Linked DNA regions of Homo sapiens: region 2 is linked to region 1. Evidence: chromatin loops called from intact Hi-C (ENCODE). Cell type or tissue: Calu3. All regions are shown on one strand. Links, peaks and the distances in the headings refer to the core of each region. The heading gives the core; the rest is flanking DNA.

Region 1 (9,048 bases), core at 3,903-6,402:
TCATTTCAGAAGCTTTCTTGAGCATTGTCTGTGCATCAAATGCTGTGCTTGGTGCAGGATGTAAACTGAAAATAAAATCCTAAGCCTCCTAACCAACAGAACAGACCTGTCTTGGCCAAGAGGACCCCAGGGAAACCTTAAAACTGGAGTTTCCAGCCGTGACAGAATGGGAGGTCAGACACACCTCATTACACTCCCCCCACCCCTTCACAGTTTAGACACAACAGCTGACAAGGATTAATGTCAAAATAGAGATTACAAGACTGACAGGGCAGACTCTTTGTGGCAATAAGATACCAAATTATAAACAGGACCTAAGCCAGGCCAGGCAGGCAAGGGTTAAATCGCGTGCCCCACAGGTCACTCTGACTAGAGCAGTGTGGCTTGTTCTTGCAGCCCAGCTCTTGCATAACATCACAGGAAGATGAACTGACTTCCTTAACTTAAACATTCCTTGTGTTGACTCCAAATTTTTAGACAGAGCTTTACTCCTTTAATCAATTACTAATTAAAGAATTTCTGAACCCACCTATGACCTGCACTCCCCCGCTTCAGGATATCTCACCTTTCCAGGCTGACCCAATGTATACCTTCCATGTATTGATTTATGTCTTTGTTTACAACTCTTGCCTCCCTAAAATGTGTAAAACTAAACTGTAATCCAACTGCCTTGGGTGTACTTTCTCAGGACTGTGGTCCTGAATTTCAAACGCCTCGGTGCAGTCAGAGAGCAGAAGGATGTGAGGGATGCAAGTGAGCAAGGATTGGAGGGGCTTAAAATGAAGTTGAATCCACAGGGCCAGATCATGCAGGAACTTAGGAGCCATATAAGAAGTTTAGATTTAATTGTAAAGGCAACGGGAAGCCATGGGGGCAAGTTGGGCTGGAAAGAAACATTTGGCCTTCATGAAATTGAAAGCAAGAGAAAACTAGGGCAATCGTAGGGCTGGTATAACAATGGCCTTGTGTTTATATCTCAGTGACTTAAGACTGCTCTGTAAATCAGTTACATCTGAAGCATTTCCTGGTTCTTGGTCCCTGTGTATTTTATCCTTTACATTATTGATTCTCAACCCTGGCTGGTTAGTTACCTGGGGGAGCTCTGGAAAATTTACTGCTGCTGTGGTTCCATCTTTTGCTAATTAAGTCTGAATCTCAACCATAAATAAAGTTGACACATAAGTTACAGCTGGAATCTAACATTGTAACTTATATAAGACAACAGTTCAACATCCATGAAATAGAAAATTGCATTCTCTTTAGCATCAATGAAAGAAAAAATTTTAAAACTAGGAGAAGATAATCATGAAGACAAAGTAGATGCTGTTGATAAACTCCAAAAGATGCTCAACCTCTCCAGTAATTAGGGAAATGCTGAACAAAATAATAATAAAATGTTATTTTTCACCCACAAGATGGGTAAATAAAAAGAAAATGATTGATAATGACCAGGATTGGTAAGGATGTGTGAAAATTGATGTGCTCAGATATTCTGGAAGTAGAAATTAGTTCAACATTTTTAAGGAGTTGGCAATATTTACTTAAATATGAAGAGCATATGCCCAACAACCCAATAATGCAGTAATTCAACTTCTAAGTTTCTCTCCTACAGAAATATATGCTTATGTGCACAAAAACACATGTACAAGGGTAGCATCTTTTTTCACGGAAAAAAACATCTCCATTAAGAGAGAGATAGCTAAATAAATTATGGAATACAATACTGCCTAGTTGTTTGAAAAAGTTGTAGATCTCAGGATCTACATCTGCAAAGAAATATGTCTGTTATATTCTTTTTTTAAAAGATAGAATTGGTGTAATTTTAATTGAGAAGAAAAGCTTTGTCTGATATATTCTTTAGTTTAAAAAGCAAGCTGGAGAATATTATGTATGGTAGGATCAACTTTGTAATCCTGTTTTATTTGTGTGTGTGTTTTATACTATTTTGTGCGTTGTTCTCTGTTTACCCCCTACCTCAAGGTCTTTAGTAATTTCTTGCTTCATGAGTTTTACAGGGCAGAAAACAGAAGCTGTTAGAAGTCAATAGGTCTTCCTGTATTGTGTAAAATTCCAGATCACTGAAGAGATTACACTAGGGCGTGCCTTTGAGAGTCAGAGAAGAGAGAGAATGCCTTATGGTAACAAGTAGCAAGGGAAAGCAAGAGATTTCCCTATGACTAAAATGGAGCAGGAGGCAGGGGCTTAGACAAGATAAGAGGGAAAATTCATATTGCTCAAGGAAGTAGCAAACTTCGATGAGGGTGAAACCCGATGTGCCCCAAGAGAACAAGGTACCTATGCTTGTCAAGGCTGCCAATGCCCTGCCTCAAACTTGGCACAGCTTCAGCAAAGCCACCTGACCTGAAGGGACCTTGTGGGCTCACACAGCAGATGAAGACCTCCTTGGCTGGTATATATCCAGGGATCTTTGTGCCATTCTGGGATGGGGGAAGCCCCAGTGATGGGAATGGGGGCTTGGATTCAGATTTAATTAGATTTTTTGTACAAGTAACAGGGGCTAAGACCATGCAATGGGGGAAAGGATAGTCTTTTCAACAGTGGTGCTAGGAAAACTGAATATCTGCATGCAAGAGAAAGAAGTTGGATCCTTACCTTATACCATATATAAAAATAAACTTGATGGATCAAAGATTGAAACGTAAGACAAAAAACTATAAAACTCTTAGAAGAGAACATATGGGAAAACCTTCATGACACTGGATTTGGCAATGTTTTCTTAAGTATGGCCCCAATAGCAGAGGTAACAAAAGAAAATGTAGATAAATTGGACTTCATCAAAACTTAAGACTTTTGTGGCAGACAATTTCACAAGATAATAGCAACAGTGAAAAGGCAACCCATGGATTGGGAAAACATATTTGTAAATCATATATCTAATAAGGGATTGATATCTAGGATGTATAAAGAACTCCTACAACTCAACAACAAAAAAACTAACCCAATTAAGAAATGGGCAAAGGACTTGAATAGACATAACATCTCCACAGAAGATATGAAAACAGCCAAAAGGCACATGAAAAGATGCCTGGCTTCACTAATCACTGGAGAAATGCAAATGAAACCCACAATGAGACACAACATCACAATCATTAGAATGGTTATTATAAAGGTATGAATATTGGTGAGGATATGGAGAGAAATTGGAACTCTTGTGCATTTTTTATGGGAATGTAAAATTGTGCAGCCACTGTGAAAAACAGGATGGCAGTTGCTCAAAAAATTAAACAGAATTGCCATATGATCCAGCAGTTCCACTGAGGCTACACCCAAAAGAACTGAAAGCAGGGACTTGGACAGATATTTGTACACTCATGTTCACAGAGCAGCATCATTCACAAAAGCCTAAAGGTAGAAGCAACCCGTGTGTCCAAAATAAACCATACAATGGAATGTTACTCTGTCTTTAAAAGGAAGGAAATTCTGAAGCATGCTACAACATGGATGAACCTTGAGGACGTAAGTTGAGTGAAATCAACGAGTCACAAAAGGACAAATATTGTATGATTCTACTTATATGAGATTTAGGAGTAGTCAAATTCATAGAGACAGAAAGTGTATTGGTGGTTTCTTTCCAGGAACTGGCAATGGACAGTTATTATTTAACAATTGTTTAACAAAGTTTCGCTTCAGGAAGATGAAGAAGTTATGGAGATGTATGGTGGTGATGATTGCAAGACACTGTGAATGTACAGTCTCCAATTTACAATGGTCTGACTTATGATTTTTCAACTTTGTGATGGTGCAAAAGTGATATTCAGTAGAAATCGTACTTCAAATTTTGAATTTTGATCTTATCCTGGGCTAGTGTGTGCAGCGGTGTACTCTCTCATGATGCTGGACAGCAACAGCAAGCCACAGCTCCAGTCAGGGGCACAATCACGAGGGTAAACAACCGACACTCTGCGGCGCACTGGGTTGCCAGCATTTTTGGGATATGATTTTGCCCAACTATAGGCTAATGTAAGTGTTCTGAACACGTTTAAGGTAGGCGAGGCTAAGCTATGACGTTCAGTATGTTAGGGGTGTGTGTGTGTGTGTTATCTACATATATAGATAGATACACATCTAACATATATATGTATACACACACACACACACATATATATATATATGAGAGAGACAAGGTTTCTCTGTTGCCCAGGCTGGAGTGCAGTGGTGCAATACTAGTTCACTGCAGCCTCAAACTTCTGGGCTCAAGTGATCCTCCTGCCTTAGCCTTCCAAGTAGCTAGGATTACAGGAGCATGCCACCATGCCTGGCTAATTTTTAATTTTTTTGTAGCGATATGGGTCTTGCTATGTTGCCCAGGCTGGTCTGGAACTCCTGGGCTCAAGAGATCCTCCCTCCTTGGCCTCCCAAAGTGCTGGGATTACAGATGTGAGTCAACATGCCTGGCCTAGGTGTGTCAACTGCATTTTTACCTTACAATATTTTCAACTTACCACGGGTTTATCAGGACATAGCTCCATAGTGAGTCAAGGAGCATCTACACTTAACACCACTGAACTGTGTGCTTAAGGTGAAAACGGTACGTTTTAAGTTATGTATTTTTATCACTGCCAAAAAAAAGACACAGGAAAAAAGGGAATATAACATTTCGTGTGACATCTGACTAGGGGGAATAAAGTCTACAGATTTCCTAGAATAAAACGGTAGACAGCAGATTGCTCACAGTTTCTCACTGGGAGAAGAAGAGAAATTGCTTTCAGAGAAGGGCAGAAACCTTTAGTTTCACTCTCATGCCTCTGTTTTGTTTGAATTTTTGACACTGAACATCGATTACTTTTGTGATTTTATTAGAACACAAGACCTCTCCAGTTGTGCATGAGCCCACTTCACCCCATCTCACCACAGCCATGCTACCAGGTCCTGCAGACCCTCGGGCCTCCACACTCAGGCTCCTTGGCCCCTAGACTTGCACCCCAGCTACTGATTCATCTCAGTCCTTCACTGGCGACTCACTCCACTGGAGCGCCCACACAGGCTGACGCAGCACAGCCGCGTGTCTCTGTGGGTCTCTGGCCCTTCTCCCAGCTTCTTCCTGTGCTTGCTCCTGCCACAGGCAGCAGGAGCTGCAGCAGCTGCCACCACCACACCTCTTCAGCCTCTGGTGGCCAGGTCCGGCTCTGCATTACAGAAAGTTGCCTGACTGTAAAAAATTGATACATAATAGATGCACATCTTTTCAGGGTACATATGATAATTCGATACATTCATATAATGTGTAAAGATTAAATTGGGGTAATTGAGATATTCATTGCCTCAAATGTTTCTTTTCTTTATGCTAGGAACGCTTGAATTATTCTCTTCTAGGTATTTTGAAATGTACAATAGATTAATGTTAACTATAGTCACCCTGCTGTCAAACACTAGATCTTATTCCTGCTATTTAGCTGCATTTTTATATCTATTAATCAACTTCTCTTCATCACCCTCTCTCCCCTTCCAGGCCTCTGGTAACCACCAAAGTACTTTCTATCTTTAGGAGATCCACGTTTTTAGCTCCCACATGCAAGTGAGAACATGCAGTATTTGTCTTTCTGTGCTTGGCTTATTTCATTTAATGTGATGGCCTCCAGTTCCATCTATGTTGCTACAAATGCCAGGATTTCATTACTTTATGGCTGAGGAGTATTCCATCGAGTATATGTACCACATATTCTTTATCCAGTTTGTCCCTTGACAGGCACTTAGGTTGATTTCATATTATGGCTATTGTGAACAGTGCTGCAGTAAACATAAGAATGCAGCTATCTCTTTGCTATACTGATTTCCTTTCTTTTGACTGTGTATCCAGTAGAGGAATTGCTGGATCATATTGTGGCAGGCCAGGTCTTGCTAACACAGGCCTCCATAACAACTGTTTCAGTACTGACTGAGTGGTTAAGTTAAATATTAAAAGCTAAAAAAAAGCCAGTGCCCTTATACAAAGGCTGGAATGTTGCAAAAGCCCACCAAGAGTTTTGCCCAGGCCTTTCCTGAACCTTAAAGCATGATTAAACAAGTTTTATTAGGGGTCTGAAGAAACTCCCCAGCCCTCCACAAACAAGTTTATTGGGGGTCTGAAGAAACTCCCCAAACCTCCATGATTTAGCAGGAGACAAGGGAAGAGTAATCACCCCAGCACCTGGACCCATTTAGATTAAGGAAGTTTACTGAGGCTCCAGAGGAAGGTCTTCAAGACTCAGACCTTAGTTACAGATTAAAAGAAGTTAATCACTTATGTCTTGAGATGAATGCACACTTACACGTAGACATACAGCTTAGAAGGTATATTAGCTCTGGAAACCTTTGTAATTTTGAGTTGGTCTGGCGACAATTTCCAGGCCTTCTCCCTGTAACCAGTTACAGAAATAAAAACTCTCTTCCTCCCCAGTTCATCTACATCTCGTTACTGGGCCATGAGAAATAGCAGCCTGATCCTCTGTTTGGTCTGGGAACAAAATGGTAGTTCTATTTTTAGTTTGTGCAGAACTTCCTTACCATTCTCCATAGTGGCTGTACTAATTTACATTCCCACCAACAGTGTGTGAGGGTTCCCCTTTCTCTGCATCCTCACCAGCATGTTATTGCCTGTCTCTTGGATAAAGGCCATTTTAACTGGAGTAAGAGGATATCTCATTGAGGTTTTAATTTACATTTCTCTGATGATCAGTGCTGGTAGGCATTTTTCATATACCTGTTGGCCATTTGTAGGTCTTCTTTTGGGAAATGTCCATTCAGATCTTTAGCCCATTTTAAAATCATATATAGATATAGATATCTAGATATATATATAGATATAGATATCTAGATATATATATAGATATAGATATCTAGATATATATATAGATATAGATATCTAGATATCTATAGATATATATATATATAGCTATTAAGTTGTTCTAGCTCCTTATATATTCTGGTTTTTAATTCCTGTCATATGAATAGTTTGCAAATATTTTCTCCCATTCTGTGGGTTGTCACTTCACTTTGTTGATTGTTTCTTTTGCTGTGCAGAAGCTTTTTAGCTTGATGTAATCCCATTTGTCTATTTTTGTTTTACTTGTCTGTGCCTTTGAGGTTTTACACAAAAAAACCTTTACCCATACCAATGCCTGGAACGTTTCTCCAATGTTTTCTTTTAGTAATTTCCTACTTTATGGTCTTAGATTAAAGTCTTTATGACATTTTGATTTGATTTTTGTGTATGGTAAGAGATAGGGGGTCTAGTTTCATTCTTCTGCATAGGGTTGTCTGCCTGACATCTTTTGACAACCTCTTTCCCTGGGTCTGGTCAAGTTGGTTAATAGCACATTTCTCCTGCTTGGGAGAAAATATCATTAGCTTAGGCATTTCTGGACAGCAATCGTGGAAAACATACATCGTTCAGAGCTTTGATACATGGAGCCCTCTAATCAGAAGTTGTGGCCCTTTGAGGTATTGGAGCAACTTACAGAAGCAATGGCCAGCCTGGCTCTAAGTATGAGAGATTATAGGGTGTCACTTGTTGGGATGGGTGTCATCAGACAGAGGGTTTGGATGACACAAGAGGCAGTCTAAAGTAGGTTGTGTGTGAAAGAGAAAATCTTCTTCTCCCATTTTCCATGTCTTATTTTCCTCTGCAAGTATCAGCTCACTTCAAACACTGTAACAACCTGCATTGCTTGACAGAGCACAGTGAGAGTGGAGCAGGGTGGGAGGAGTTGATCTGAGACTGAGACCTTTCATTTCACATAAAACTGTTGGTTTTGGGAGATTTCCTCCCAGCTTCTCCCAGTGAGTTCCTGCTTTCTGGGGATATGCTGCTTGACATCTTGGCATTTGAGTCCCTCTCACAGGAAATCTTCAAAGTCACACAGATCCCACATTACCAACCAAGGGAATGCCCAGCATCCTATACAGAGGGAGTGCCTGTGGCTGGTCTCCATTCCAGTGGGAGGAATTGGAGTTGACATGGTGGTAACTCACATTAAGTCTGGAACAGCTGTAATGCCAGGCTTCTGCTGCCCAAGAGGAAAGATATGCTAGGGTACACCACCTCTGTTTCTGATGGAGCCACCCTCCATGACACGGGACACATTTCTCTTTCTTCTCTGCCTCTTAGAAGTCATATAACCTCCAGATGGTTTTTTTTGTCTCTCCTAATCTCGGTTTCTTCCTGAGACATGCTGTGGGGGCACTTCTAGAGTGAGGATTAACGGAGAGCCAGGTGCCTGCTGGTGCATGGCAGGTACTCAACAGCCTAGCAGAGATTCAGCCCCCTACTCTCGCCATCTGGAAAGCCACTTTTCAAATTGTTGATGATGCTTTTCCACTATAAGACCTGTAGGCATACATAAAACTGACATGTAAACTCCCAAAGAAGAAGAGAATTTTTCTTCACACTCTCATGAGACAAGATTAAATAAATAGAAACATATTCGGTCTCCAGCTGCAGCAGAATCTGGCCAAGGTGTCCTCCCCCTTGTCACAAGGAGACTCCCTAACTGTGGCTCTGGTGCCCCGTTTTCCATGTACCCCATTTCCCATATGCCATATGGTGCCTTTATAAAGTTTCACATTCTTCAATTATAGTGTTTAAAAGGGAAAACATCAATTTGCTTCCCTTGAATTCCTGATTAACTAGAATGATCTCTCCATTTGCTTTTTAAAATTTTGTTTTATGTGGTAAATATACATATGTATTAGTCTGCTCTCACACTGCTCTGAAGAAATACCGGAGACTGGGTAATTTATAAAGGAAAGAGGTTTAATTGACTCACAGTTCTGCACAGCTGGGGTGGCCTCAGGAAACTTACAATCATAGCAGAAGACACCTACTCATAGGGCAGCAGGGGAGAGAAATGCAGAGTGAAGGGGGAAAAAGCCCCTTGTACAACCACAGACCCCAAGAGAACTCACTAACTATCCTAAGAACAGCATGGGGGAACGGCCCCCATGATCTAATCACCTCCCACAACACGTGGGGATTATGGGAACTACAATTCAAGATGAGATTTGGGTGGGGGCACAGCCAAACCATATCAACATAACATAAAAATTTCC
Region 2 (7,908 bases), core at 5,409-7,908, 140 kb after region 1:
ACAAAAATTAGCCCGGCGTGGTGGCAGGTGCCTGTAATCCCAGCTACTTGGGAGGCTGAGGCAGGAAAGTTGCTTGAGCCTGGGAGGCAGAGGTTGCAGTGAGCCCAGATCAAGCCACTGCACTCCAGCCTGGGTGACAGAATGAGACTGTCTCAAAACAACAACAACAACAACAACAAAGCAAACAAGATGTATCTACTATCTATCTGCTGATGGCACTCACAATCTTACCTCCAGCCTAGACCTGGATGAACTCCAGATTCCTGTTTTCAACTACCTGCTTTCCAGACCCACTCAGATATGTTAAACTCTACAGCTGAAAACCAAGCTATTGTTCCTCCCTTTCAATCCTGCTGCTCTTGCAGTAGCCCATGCAAACAACAAGAGCAAAGCCAAAACCATGGAGTCCTTCTCAACTCATCTCTTTCTCTCACTGTCCACATTTAATTCTTTCATAAAAGTTGTGGGTTCTACCTTCAAGACATATTCTGATCTGACCAATTCTCATCACTTCCATCACTCCCAGTCTGGTCCCAAATACCCTCTTTTATGGCCTGGACTATCGCAATAGTATCTGAACTGGTCTTCCTGATTCCACTTTTCCTCTGCTCCAATCTATTTCCCTCTAAGCAGCTAAAGAGAGGCCCTTAAAATGCAAGCCAGATCTTATTTGTCTGCTCTATGCTCTCCAGTGGCTCCCAATTTTACCCAAAATAAACTACAAAGTATTGCAAGATTTAACACCCAACTCTTCGATTTCATCTGCTACCACTTCCTCTCATCTCTGTCTCAACCACATCTGCCTCCTCATTGCTGACTGACCACAGCTAGTGTGCTCCTGCTTTGGGTGCTTTGCACTTGTTTCTCATCCTTGAATGCACATGGCTTGCTTCTTTAATCCATTGAAGGTTCTGCCCAAATGTCACCTTATCAGAGCAACTTCTCCCAACCAATTTATACAAGCTTGTGCACACACACACACACACACTCCACCACAATCACAACCACCATCAGTCTCTGTCCCTCTACTTTTTATCTCTTATCAACAACAGGTATATACATATTTACTGGGTTGTTTATTTTTTGTCTCTTCTCTCCCCACCCCCCGCCACCATTTCAATGTAAGTGCTATAAAAACAGGGTCTTCGTTCTTTTTCTCTGATTTATTTCCAGTGCCTAGAAGAGAGCCTGGCACATAATAGGACTCAATACATATTTGTTGAATTAGTGAGTGAATGAATGAATCAATCAATCAATGAAAAAGTCAGATCATCTCAATCTGAACACAAGGGAATTTTCTCGAGAGTTTTCCAGAGGATTGTCCTATTTCCTTCTTTCTGCCTCTCTGTGTTGGCTCCTAGATAAATTTACCACATAAAAGCACTGTGAGAGAGGTTGGACCCTTAGGTCCCTGCATTAGATATGACCCCAAATGTCACCCTGTGCCACGCATATTCTCCTCCGACCTCCTCCCCAACATGCGGGCCACTGTCCAGCAGCTGCACTCTTTCTCCCCCTACCCTCTCGCAGCCCCAGGAGCTTCTCCTTGGCTGTAGCCCCCTCCTTTTGGGTGATGAAGGCAACATGGGGAGAAGCAGCAGCTTCACTGACACCATCCCTGCCGTCTCCATCCAGAGTGACCAGCAACACGCAGACTTCTCAAGCCTCATCTGGCCTGTGCAGTCTGGAGCTGGCCAGGGCACTCTCTGCCACATTAGCATTCATGTTCATTTCTGTGTCCTGCCACAGCTTGACTATTTGCAAAATCAAGACTTGTAAAACTGCCGAGGAAAAATATATATACTGTATTCGATGGCTTCTAAGATGCCCACTTCCTTTTTTTCATATTTCACATCACTAACATCAGGAATGTCTTATAATTGGTGCTGGGCAAGTGAAAATCCCTGTGCAGTTAACAGAGTCTGAGTCTATGCCAACTTCATTGCTATTCCTAGGACATGCCTGACCTCATATACCCCTTGGTGTGCCAGGCCACAGGCCTGCTGAGAACCACTGGAAGAAGGAAATTGAATCTAGTTATTGTATGAAAACCTTGGATTAGGTAAAACAAAACAAAACAAAACAAAACAAACAAAACATCAGCATCAAGATCTTATTTCTCTGCTCTATGCTCTCCAGTGCCTCCCCATATCACTCCAAATAAAATCTGAAGTCTTGCAAGATTTAACACCCACCCAACTTCCTCTTTGATTTCATCTGCTACCACTTCTCTCTCAGCTCTGTCATCTGCCTCCTCAGTGCTGGCTGACCACAGCTAGCATGCTCCTGCTTGGGGGACACATAGAGTGGGAGGCCAGTAGCTTGGATGAGTTAGGAGCACTTGTGTAAGAAATGCAGCATACCAAATGCTCTGAGTGACTTGGAGGAGCATATTCTGGAGAAAACCTGGGCATTGACAGCTCTGAGTTAGAAAGTAAACAAGGATAGTGAGATTCTGAATGTGAAATTCGGAAAACTTTAATCAATTAATTTATATTTTATCTGTATGCATGCAATAGAGTGATACGTAATAAAAATCTGTCCAAAAATTATGATCAAATAGCTTTTTCAATAAGTTTAAATTATAATTAGAACAGAAAAGGAACCATTGTATCATAGTTTCCTATGGCAGCACTTTTTTCTTTTTTAGTGATACATAAAACAATGGTTCACTGTACCATGAAAGGAGGTTTAGACTTAATGAAATATGGTGCTTAGCCCTAGTTACATAAAAGCATGAACCATTGGTTTAACAAAACCTAAGGAATCTACTACACAAATGAATTGCTTTTTACTACCTTGAGCTGTTTGGGAAAACCATAAAACCAAAAGCTCAATATTAATCTAAAATTATTTAATTATATTTTATAATTAAATTATTTGGAAGATGTTTTCAAATGACTCAAAGTTAAAAGATCTCAGTGTGATATATATTCTATAATTACTCTCAGAAATGATGTTACTAATAAAAGTTAATGATGTAGAATCATAATCGTCATTATCAAATAGGAGGATGCCAGCCAGAGGAGAAAGCTTTTGTTTTGCAATTGTTTTGTCCCCTCACTCCTTCTCTTACCACAGTGAGAAGCAGTCATCTGTTTTCAAAGGTTGGAATGTTTTTACTTTTCTTGTTTGGAAACTGGCTTAAACAAATGTAAGTGCTATAAAATACTTCACTCTAAGTTGAAATATTCATCTAATTTTTATTGGACAAGCTTTGAAGTAACAATTTGACTTCTCAGTGTTTCTTTTGTGTCCATATAATCCTCTCCTCAGTGTTGCATGTGGTGTGAGCTACAAGCATTTGTGAGCCTAGGAAGCACAAGGCCCCAAGGTTTCCTGGGAATTAGCACCATACAAATGCAAATTAGGGACACCGGAAGACTCTGTCCATCCTTGCCACTGCTGTTGTTTTGTTCCTTGGTTCCTTATGGGTAGCAAAGCAATTCATCGTTTTTAAAACACGTACCTTAGCTGTTGACTTTTTCATTGGCTAGCTGGAGAAGAAAAGAAGGAACTCTTTCCTACAGATTTTAACTCTCTGAATCCCATTCAATTATTTTTTCCATTCAACTATTTAAAATAGATAACATGAAATCTTGCAGGAGCCTCACACAATTCCTAATTGCAGAATTTGAACTTGAGCTATGGAGTCTTACTCTTCTTCTTGCATCTTCAACCTATGCTTTACTATCACCCTTTTTGATAAGTCAGATTACCTGTACTCTCTTCAACAACTTTCAGCTGGTTAGCACAGTATATAGGTATGTTGGAAACCAGATATTTTCCGTGGCATAATTCTTCCAAGAGAGTAAAAATGCTTTGCAAGCACTTCCTCATTTTTCAGCCAATCCACATAGCAAGGAAAGTTCCATGAATCTTTTCCTTTTTATATATTGTCTGTTAGTGATGATCATGAACCTATGCCTGTGCAGAGCCCCTGATGTGGAAGGAGGAACCACAGGGGCTGGGGAGGGGAGGGCATGAGTGAAGGTTCCTGCTCGACACTAGAAGTGACCCCACTTGGCGGCAAAATGGTCCTTCATCCTTTATGCATTCGTAGAAATCGCAACATGCCTTTCTGTTTCATGTAACTACAATTTAGTTAATGCTCAGTAGGATTTGTAAGCCCTTCACATCTCTGAGGATTTATTTTATTTCAGAGTGAAAGTGACTTTATGGCCCATTTACCATTAGTGTGACTTATTGCATTATTCGAAGGAGGAGGAGGGGAGCAAGAAGACAAGGCAGTCTCCGTTACGCGTATCGCCATCAACAGGATGACCACCACACATTCCTGCCCAAGGAAGAGGGGCGGATGCAACCTTTCTGTGCTATTGTTTATGAGAGCACTGAAGCCTGGGTGATCATGCAATATTTCAGTACATGAGTGTTTCAAGTGTGTGTGTGAAGGAGATATTAAAATAGAGGTGTGAGAGTAATTAGTATTTGGAAGTAATGGATATTTTGAGTTCAAAAGATGCCACACGTCAACGATGATGAGGAATGACTAGCTACTTAACTCCAGTGCTGGCACCCTTAAATTACAGGGATACTGAAGCGAGACGGAGTTAGCATCTGACCAGCGACCAACAGTGGACCGGCGAGGCGGGCTCCTAATTAGAGCGAGATTCCCAGAAGCTGGACAGCCCCTGTATTTATGGGAGCATGCGGCGCAGCTGGCAGTGACCCCCAGGAAACCTCGGCAGCAGCCGCCGCCGCGGGTGTGGTGACCTCGGGCCCGCCGCCTACCTGGAGCGTTTCGGCGGCGCCTGGTTCAGAACCACCGGGGCGGACAGCTCCCTGGAGCTGCACGCGGACTGCGGAAGGGGACAGTGAGCGGGATCGGCCCGCACTCCGTCCGCGGGCCCGGACCGCTGGAAGCACCCGGGTCCCCCTCCCCTCCTGTTCCCCGGTCCCGCCCTCCCCCTCCCGCGCTGCGCGTGGCGGTCCCGGGCTGCGCGTCCCTGTAGGAGGAGACCGGCACTGCCGCCGGCGGCCCTCCCCCTAACCGCCAGCCCCGGCCGCGCGCCCCGCCCCGCCCCGCGGAGGAGGGTGGGGGCGTTCCCCGCGCCGGGCCCGCCCAGCTCCCCCGCGGCTGTCCGGGCCGGGCTCCCCATTGGCCGGCGGGCGGGAGGTGAGGGGCGGCAGGGCCCGCCTCTGGCGGCTCGCGCCCGGGAAGGTCGGCAGCCGAGCGCCGGAGGCCGTGGAGAGGGCGGGCAGGGAGGCGGCGGGCGCCGAGGAGACGCAGCGGCGGCGGTGGTGGCGGTGGTGGCGGCGGTGGCGGCGGCGGCGCCTGGTCTCGGCCGCAGCCTCTGCGTCCCGCCCGCTCTGGGTCGCCCCTGCCAGCCCCGCGCGCGGCTCGCCTCCCGCCGCGGCCCGCAGCCTGCGGCGCCCGAGCTCCGAGGGCGCTTCCCCGGGCGCTGGGCCCGAGGCGGCCAAGACGGCGGGCCGGCCGGGCACGGGGCGGCGGGCGCTGTGCTGCGGGCTGCGCTGGTGGGGGGCGGCGGGCCGCGGCGCGGGCCCAGGGCCCGGCGTGTGCGGCTGGGAGGCACTGTGGGGGCGGGCGCGCGGGCGGCGGCCGGGGCCATGGCCGAGGGCGGCGGGGGCGCGCGGAGGAGGGCGCCGGCGCTGCTCGAGGCTGCCCGCGCGCGCTACGAGAGCCTGCACATCTCGGACGACGTGTTCGGCGAGTCCGGCCCGGACAGCGGCGGGAACCCCTTCTACAGCACCTCGGCCGCCTCGCGCTCCTCCTCGGCCGCCTCCTCGGACGACGAGCGCGAGCCCCCGGGACCCCCAGGGGCCGCCCCGCCACCGCCCCGCGCCCCGGACGCACAGGAGCCGGAGGAGGACGAGGCCGGCGCGGGCTGGAGCGCAGCGCTGCGGGACCGCCCGCCCCCGCGCTTCGAGGATACCGGCGGTAAGGGGCTGCCCGCGGGTGGATGTCGGGGGCGGCGCTGGAACCGGGCGCGGGGGAGGCGTGGGTGCTGGGGCGGGCGAGTCCAGACTCTCCGTGGGCTGGCTTGTGGGTGTCTCTCCGGAAACAAATGAGGCTGCAGGAGCGGTGATCGGTCTGACTGCTCCTGGGGGCTCCGAACCCGTGGGTGGAGAGGGTAAGGCGGAGGCCGTGGCCAGCACTTTTCCAGTGACAATGTCGTCGGGGACCTTTTCCTTCACTTCCTGGGAGCACCCCAGCCCCTGCATGGGAAGTCTGTCACACCTGTGGGTCGGACTTTTAGGGGTGGATTGAAGTTAGGCTTTCCTAGTTGAGGGGGCTTTTCTGAAAGCCCGGCGTGGCTGGTGGAGGCAGGGGGAGTCGTTTTTTCACTGACAGCCCAAGAGCAAGCCTTACAGCAGGTGACGCGGGCGAGGCAGGTAGGAGTTGGCCCAGTGAGAGTTGAGAGAGAGGCCACCCGCGGCGTCTTGACTTGGCTTAGTTTTCTCCTTAATCTGAGAAACTTTCCCTGTCCGCGCCATTCCAGATCTCTTGTTAAGAATGGGGAGGAGTGAAGGAAGGGACCGATTGGGCAGCGTTAAGGTGCTTGCTTTTCCGCCAGAAGGTACTTTCAGGTGTGTCCTGCTTACCACTGTGGCCACAGACAAGCCCCGAATACCTGGAGAAGGTGGCTAGGGTGCTGGCAGCTGCGGCTGCCCCACTCCTCTTCACTGTCTGTTTTTGTGGGAGTTGGCTGTTGAAATATCACCACTTCCTCTGCAGAAGCTCCGCAGCCTCTGCCTTCTTTGAAAGCTGCAGACCAGCCGCCCTCTCATGCTGGTATTTCTTGTTCCACGGCCTTCTGTAGCAGGCCCGTGCTCCTGCATGCTGTGTTCTTCCGTAGAAGTGCGCGCAACCGGTGTTGATGAGGGCCAGGGAGTGGCCGCGGTGGGCATGATGCGGCTTTTCCTGTGGCCTTCTCTGATTATTGTTCAACCGGTCAGGAACACGGCACATGGGAAGGCAGGCCCAAGGGACCTCCAGCTGGTGCCTGGACTTGGATCTGGGCATCATGCTGCAGCCTGCTGGGAGGCCGGTAGGGTTAGCTGGACTCTGAGTAGGGAGTGGTCTGCAGACCTCTGGCAGGCTGCGGTGTGGATGCGCGGAGCTAAAGCTGGGCTTGCAAAGTCACAGTTAGCTGTGCACTGCTTTGGGGGTGGGTACATTTTAAAGCATGTGCATTTGGGCTGTAGTTAAGAGCTTGGGAATTTTCAAAATCATTGACTCTCTATAGTCCTTTTATACTGTCCTATATTTTCCAGGATGTCATTAAGGTCTCCTGGCCCTAGACAGCTGTTTTCCTATTGGCTCTTTAAGAATTGTACCAGTCCACAGACCTGGTTTGGCAGACTTTATGCCGTGAGCATCTGTGATGTAATTTCGATCCTGGAACATTTGAGATCCAGGTCCACCTGGGACTGCACAGCAAGTCTCTGCGTGTCTCAGGGCGAAATAGAGAACTTGTGCTAGGTCAAGCCTAGTTATGAAAAAGAATCCTGAATGTGCTGATGTGAGAAGGGTGAGCACACAAATAAATTTTAAATCCATCTTATATTTCTTAGTAACCTTGAAATGGGAGAAATTCTGCAGCAGAGCCATTTAATCCAGCCACCGCAGCACTTACGGTCATGAAGAGCAGGATCGTGTGTCATTTAGCGTTAGGTTCAAATTCTGCTTCCTGCAGATGCCCACTGAGTTCACACCTGGACCGAAGAATCAGGTCCTTTAACCAAAGACATTAGTGGTTATTGCCGGTATTTTTACCCAGTTTTGTTTTCCTGCCCTGTGTGGGAGCTTGCCTTTTAACTCCACATCTGATTTAGAATTTCCTCTTTGCAAATTTCTCCCTGAGGGAAATTTGGAGTGGTGGAGAATGGAGGGATGAGGTTGATGGCTTGTTAAACTTGAATTCA

What was found. A loop is a pair of places that touch in the nucleus more often than their neighbours do. Peaks named below come from ENCODE experiments on the same cell type or tissue, not always from the same donor. Only the 100,000 strongest peaks of a DNase experiment are listed, where the experiment ranks them.
Region 2: a loop joins it to region 1, with 3 times the contacts of the local background. A loop is called at or near these places in 2 of 110 quality-filtered maps.

The regions. Positions count from the first base shown.
Region 1 is chr1:230,564,228-230,573,275 of GRCh38, reverse strand. All of the region lies in intron 1 of LOC107985357 (a long non-coding RNA gene), which reads left to right. Among named protein-coding and RNA genes, the nearest start is that of LINC01737, 27 kb to the left of the region's middle. In Calu3, for the core only: a CTCF peak has its summit at 5,102; DNase peaks (open chromatin) are centred at 4,395 and 5,105.
Region 2 is chr1:230,423,610-230,431,517 of GRCh38, reverse strand. PGBD5 (piggyBac transposable element derived 5) reads left to right here and starts at 5,186. Exons shown (of 7, transcript NM_001258311.2): 1 at 5,186-5,920. The coding sequence starts at 5,590. RefSeq lists enhancers at 4,017-4,563, 4,564-5,111 and a silencer at 4,920-5,239. In Calu3, for the core only: no CTCF peak of the experiment used is centred there; DNase peaks (open chromatin) are centred at 5,687, 6,077, 6,407 and 6,927.